Regions from separate parts of the Homo sapiens genome. Here region 1 is linked to region 2. The links are chromatin contacts, found by Hi-C or POLR2A ChIA-PET in ENCODE. All regions are on one chromosome and are shown on one strand. The core of a region is the stretch at or near the end of the contact, and the rest is flanking DNA. Distances in the headings are between cores, read along the strand shown.

The links. Hi-C counts contacts between places; a loop is a spot of excess contacts on that map. ChIA-PET counts read pairs that join two places held with the same protein, here RNA polymerase II (POLR2A). Pooled maps may share reads with other maps.
Region 1: a map of heart right ventricle shows a loop between it and region 2 (9-fold over the local background). The contact joins two enhancer-like sites. A Hi-C loop is called at or near these places in 26 of 168 maps with a recorded cell type or tissue (A673, CD4-positive, alpha-beta T cell, CD8-positive, alpha-beta T cell and 17 more), 11 of 37 single-sample maps with no recorded cell type and 27 of 50 pooled maps. POLR2A ChIA-PET finds 5 or more read pairs at or near these places in 1 of 52 experiments (MCF 10A).

The regions. Positions count from the first base shown.
Region 1 is chr1:18,582,285-18,585,289 of GRCh38, forward strand. No RefSeq gene overlaps it. Among named protein-coding and RNA genes, the nearest start is that of PAX7, 47 kb to the right of the region's middle. Within about 2 kb of position 1,272, at least 3 of the 41 ENCODE cell types and tissues checked have a DNase peak (open chromatin) inside an H3K27ac peak, as active enhancers do.
Region 2 is chr1:17,672,118-17,675,018 of GRCh38, forward strand. All of the region lies in intron 26 of ARHGEF10L (Rho guanine nucleotide exchange factor 10 like), which reads left to right. Among named protein-coding and RNA genes, the nearest start is that of LINC02810, 44 kb to the right of the region's middle. Within about 2 kb of position 1,430, at least 5 of the 41 ENCODE cell types and tissues checked have a DNase peak (open chromatin) inside an H3K27ac peak, as active enhancers do.

The sequences.
Region 1 (3,005 bases), core at 22-2,521, 910 kb after region 2:
AAGCTCATTCATGAGTGTGTTCCCTCTTCCTTGGGTGAGTTTACAGAGGCTGAGAGCCTTCTTTATGGAAAGAGAGAGGCAGACGCCACCCCTGTCCTCACCCAACTTGCAGCCCAGTAGTGGTGCCAGATATTAATCAAAGAATCACAAAAATAAATATACAATGATGACTCATCAATGCTATTGAATTATAAAGCTGATTTCCTATTAGGAAGTAAAGACCACTGGATGAGCCCACGATAAGGGGACTTGACCTGGATGGGGAAGTCAGGGAGGGCTTCCTGAAGGAGGTGGTGCTTGAGCTGAGAGCTGAAGGAAGAGCAAAACATTAACTAGGTGAAGAGGGAAGGAAAGTGTTCTGGGCTGAAGAACCAGCATTTCCGAGAACCCCAGGGCAGAAGGGAGCCCTTCCCATGAGTTCCTGGCCTTCGAACTTGGCTTCCTGCCTGTGGCCAGTGTGGGCATTCTGCCTGTGTGGCCTCCTTCCTTTGCCTTCCTTGCCTCAGCTCCAGCCTAACCCACCCACCCATATCCCCAGCACGACCAGGTTCTTTGGGTCTATTTCCTTTTTACTCTTGTAACTTTGCGGTTTTGCCATCAAGAACCCCATTTTTATATCAAGAAAATCGAATTTGGGGGATTTCCAGTTATTTTTCCAAAGTCACACAGCTTGGCAGAGCCAGGATTTGCACCCAGGCCCGGTGGCTGTGCTCTCCTGCTACATTCAGCCATCTCTCAGCAGAGTCCCAACTCTCATCTCCATGGACTTAGAACCGGGAGATCTGGGAGCACAGCCTGTCTTAGCACTAGCTTGCTGGGCAACTTTGGGCAGGTCACTGCACCTCTCTGAATCTTGGTCTCCTCGTCTGTAAAATAAGAATGCTGCACAATAATGGTATTAATAGCTAACATGTATTGCTCCTCATATCCACGCTTTAAAGTAGACACTGGAGTTATCCCCACTTTACAGATGTGGAAACAAGCTCTGAGAGGTTTAGCAATTTGTCCAAAGCCACAATGCTGGTAAGTAGCAAAGCAGCCTGGAACTATCTCCAATGTGCTTTCCAGTAACAATGCTCCCAATCTGACTGTCCCAAGGTTGTCCCTGGAATGTGAATCCACATCTGGCCTCAGTCACGGGATTCCAAGGCTGTCCATTTTAGTCTACTCCCGCTGTCTGTGGGTGTGAGACTTTTCTGTCCAAAGAAGTAGGGGCCCAGGCGCTGCCTGCCTGGCACTGCCCAGCCCATGGTGAGCTGAGCTGGGTCCCTGGGGTTCTGGCTCAACCCATCCCTGCAACCCAGGCCACCCACTTAGCCGCCTTTACAGAGATGCATTGACCCATTTAGACACTCTCCGGGGAGCCATTGCTCTTTCAGAGTGACATCATTCTTCTGGCCTCAGGTCAATACACAGATTTGTTCCTGGCATCAGAAAACATTTAATAGCTGGCTCCATGGCCCTCTGTCAAAGCCGCCTCCACTCCCAGCCATGGCCCAGGCTCCTCTGGGAGCCTTGGGAGCCCTGGGCTGACCCACTCTGGCCAAAAGCTGGCCTGCAGAGAGGGGCGGAGCCAGGGTGTGGGTGTGGTTCTGGCCAGGTCTCCCCTGGGGTCCAGGGTGATGGTACAGCACAAGCTCTGCACATGCTGTCAGGAGCAGGGTTTGCAAGCCTCTGGGCCAATCTTTGATGCGATACGCTGGCCTGGCCCCTTCCCTTCAAGAGCCTCCAGTCTGATGGAAGAGACCCAGCCTCTGCCTTCAGGGATCCCCAGGTCAAATGGGGGAAGCCAAGCTTCTGCTTTTGGAGGCTTCAGTCTCAGAAGGAAGAGTGACACCAAGATGAAAACAGCATTAAAACAAAGCCACAAAGAGACAAAGGCAAATCAATGCCCAGAAAATGAAGTCTGGCCCATGTGCAGGAAGGGTTTGACAAGGGTTTGGAGTTTATCATGACTGGCTGCATGGAGGAGGCAAACATTACAGTACATTTAAAGCAAAGAAAATTATGGACAGACTGAAAGTATGAGAGTGAGCAATTTGAGGAAGGAAAGCCCGTGCAAAAGTTCAAAACGGAACAAACTGCAGCTTGTACAAAGGTGGGTAGTTGAGCAGTTGAGAGATAGATCTTAGACTGTCCAAGAAGAGCCGAGGTTTTACTGAGTATATACTATGTGCCGGCTCTGTTCTAAGGGCTCCACCTGTATCATTTCATCAGGTCTTCACAGCAACCCTATGTGCCAGCTGCTACCATGTTATCATCCCCATGTCCAAATGAGGGCACTGAAGCACAGAGAGGTTAAGTAACTTGCCCAAGGTCACACAGCTGGTAAGTGGCGAAGCTGGGAAGGTCCTAAGTCATGGCCCAATCCAATATCTCTGTATTACAAATAGCAGCTAAGGCTCAGAGAGGGGTGACACAACTTGCTCAGCATCACACAGTGAGAGTCAGGGCCAGAATGGGAGCTGAGGTTATAGCGCCCTGGAATGGAAGGCTAGGAGGGATCTTCAGAAGGCACTGAGATCAACCTTCTGTAGATCTGACTGATCCACTGGGGGTAGGGGGTGTGGCAAGAGCAATGTGGAAAGGTTGTTGCCATAGGGAGAGAAATGGCAGCATCAACGCGGAAGGAAGTCTTAGATCCTGCAGCACCATCTGCTGGAACCTAAAAATAGCCTGACATTCCATCTGTAACAGGCAAAAGGTTTAACAGATGCTGCGCCAAGGAGAATATGTGGATGGCAAGTAAGCACATGAAAAGATGCTCAACCTCATTAGTCATTAGAGAAATGCCAGTCACAAACACAGTGAGATGCCAAGTGTTGGCACGGAAACAGGACTCTTCTTCTGGGAATGAAAAATGGTACAACCACTTCAGAAGAGTGTGGTGAGGCTGGGCGCAGTGGCTCACGCCTGTAATCCCAGCACTTTGGGAGGCCGAGGCGGGCAGGTCACTTGAGGCCAGGTTCGAGACCAGCCTGGCCAACATGGTGAATCCCTCTCTC
Region 2 (2,901 bases), core at 180-2,679:
GTCCCTAAGCAGGACAGAGAAGAAACTTCTCTGGGCTCCTGAACACCAACAGCCCCTTGATTTCCCCTGCCCACCCCCCGCCCCAGCCGCCTTCCCCACCCTTAATTTTCATGTTTAGTGCCTAAACTTAGTTTGCATGTATTAGCTGTTGTAAATCTATCATACGAGTGTGATGCGGCATGAATAATGCATCACTGGGCTGTATTAGTTTTCTGTCTCCTATCTTATTTATGACATGAAACGGGTGGGAATTTGCAAAAGAGAAATTCAGGCGCAGGGCTTCTTGGGTAATGGTATGCAAATTGGCGTGAGGGTGAAAAGATGCACCAGGCCCTCCCAGCGCCCAGGAGCTGCCGAGGAGGAGCGCCTGGTGTCTGGGCCACTGCCAGAGCATGCAGGGTCTCGCGTCCTATCACTGCATGGAGTCGGCTCTGCTCGGCAGTTTGTCTTAATTTTTTTTGTTAATGTGTGTGTCATTGTGGTTGTCACCCTGTTATGTTTTTTAAATTAAAAGTTGGCAAGCAAAACTTGAGAAATGGATTTTCTAAAGATTGTGGAGACTTCCCAGGAGGCTCCGACAAGAACAAGTTCACAAGGAAGATGAGTGTTTTCCAGCATCAGGAAGGCTTGAAGTTAGATGTTCAGAAGGACTCCCTTTCAGGAAGTTTGTGAGGCATGGGAGGTAGGGGTGGGTTTGGGACCCCATAGGGCCTTCTTATGTGGAGGGTCAGAAATAAGTTGGCTGGTTGCAAACTCGGGCCTGGAGGGGGTGAAGAGCATCTCAAGGCATGTCTTGTGGGGCAGTAGATGGCTGAGGGTCAGGCCTCCAGGCCCCTCTCTCCTCACCTGGAGGAGCTCAGATCTTTCCTGTGTCTAGCACTTGGATTCCCCCCAACCAGAAGATTTAGGTGATGAAAAGATTTCATGATTTTAAAAAGAAGTTGGTCGCTGATGGCTCAGGGAACAGGCTTGGTGAAGCCTGACCTGGAGCAGGAGGGAACCTGGAGGAAAAAGGGAACCGGTACAGGGAAGGCGGATGAACAGACATCGTGGAGAGGACATATGGGACGGGAGGTGAGGAAGGGGAGCTGGCACGGCAGGGGCAGTCCTGTCCTTGTGAGCCACCCCCCAGTCTTAGCTGGTAGCAGCCAGCCCCCGATCCTCGCCTCCCCTCCACTCTGTGTGTCTCTTCCACATCCCCCTCCCCTCTGAGCCCGGCAGCAGGGAGAGGGGGAGGGCAGATGCCCAAGGGGCAGCTGCCCAGTCCTTTTGGAACTTGGCAAGGAACAAATAGAGCCATGGACATGGATCCGCTGAATGTCAGCTGCTAGGCTGAGGGCTTAATGCAGTGGAGGTCAGGCCCTGGGTGTAATTAGGGAGGCTCCCTCCCTGGGTGGTTGGGAAGAATGAATGAGGTCACATGTGCAGAGGGTGTAGGCTAGTGCCTAATGCACACTCAGGCAGAGTGGCCGCTACGCAATGGTCCTCTGTGAGCCTGGCAGCGGGGTAGCAGGGAAGGTCCACAGGAGGCAACCTCTGCAGGAGGCATTCCCGGCTGCCCCTGCATGCCTTGTCTGAGTGGGCTTGGATGGTGGTCAGTGTGGGCTCAGGGGCTGGGTTGGCTGGCCTTCCCACTGATGGCCTCAGTTTCCTTCCTGTAAAATGGGGGATAATTATAGAACCTGCCCCAGGACTAAGCAGCTCCGTGTACATGCAGGTCCCAGGGCTGTGCCTGGTGGGAGGAAGCACCACGTGTCAGTTGTTGTGTCATTGTGGTCACAGGACTTGCTCAGGGTGACTGGGACCACACACTCGTTGGTGGAGCCAGGATCTCAGGGTGCCTCTGATTCTGAAGCCCCCACCTGGTCTGCCGTCCTCTGCCCCATCAGCCCCGTGTTCCATTGGGTCTTGTGGGTGCGTATGTCCGCACCATCCTCCCTCCAGATGGCAAAATATCTGTGAGCAGGGCCAGTGTCTTATCCTCTCTGTATTGTCCTGCAGTGCAAGTACAGGCATTGACTTGGCTTCTCTCTCTCCTTTGCTTTCTTTCTCCCCAAAATCTCCCCTTTTTTCCCACGCCAGCTCTTCCCTTCTGCCTGACCCTGAGCCTTCCAGGGCTCCAGTTACCCCTGGGACCCTTGGTCCATGGTGTTTACATGACTAGTGGGCCCTGATTGGGGCTGCTGACCACAGGTGAAGACCGGGATCTTGGCTCCTCCCAGGTACCTGGGGAGAGAAGCGAGCTTCATAGAGTGGGTGGTGACACCAGCCCAGTGACAGCACAGGTCCTGCAGAGCAGGTGCCCCAATGAGGGAGTCTCACCCACAGGAGAGGATGCGGGTCAGCCGCATACACGTGCCCAGCTGTGAGGCAGACACACCTGCCACTGATCCGAGGAGCCCAGGAAGGAACCCAGGAGGGGAGCGAGAGAGGGGAGTGAGAGCGGGGTGGGCCAGGCTCTCTGGAGGGCATTTAGCGGGAGGGCCCCTGAGAAGCGTGAGCTGATGCCTGTGCATGCCTGTGAGAGGGTGGGAAACTGGTCAGTTATATTAACATAGTCACGTGCTGCATAGTGACTTTCAGTCAACAACAGACCACACATATTATGATGGTCCTATACGATTACAATACAGTATTTTACTGTACCTTTTCTATGTTTAGATATGTTCAGATTCACAAATACCATTGTGTTACAGTCGCCTGCAGTGTTCAGTACCGTCTCATGCTGTACGGGTATGAGGCCTAGGAGCAACAGGCTGTACAGCATGACTTAGGTGTGCAGTCAGCTTTACCGCCTAGATCTGTGTAAGGTCACTCTATGATCACATGACAAAATTGCCTAATGATGCCTTTCTCAGAACGGCATTATTCCTGTCGTTAAGCAACACGTGGCTGTATCAT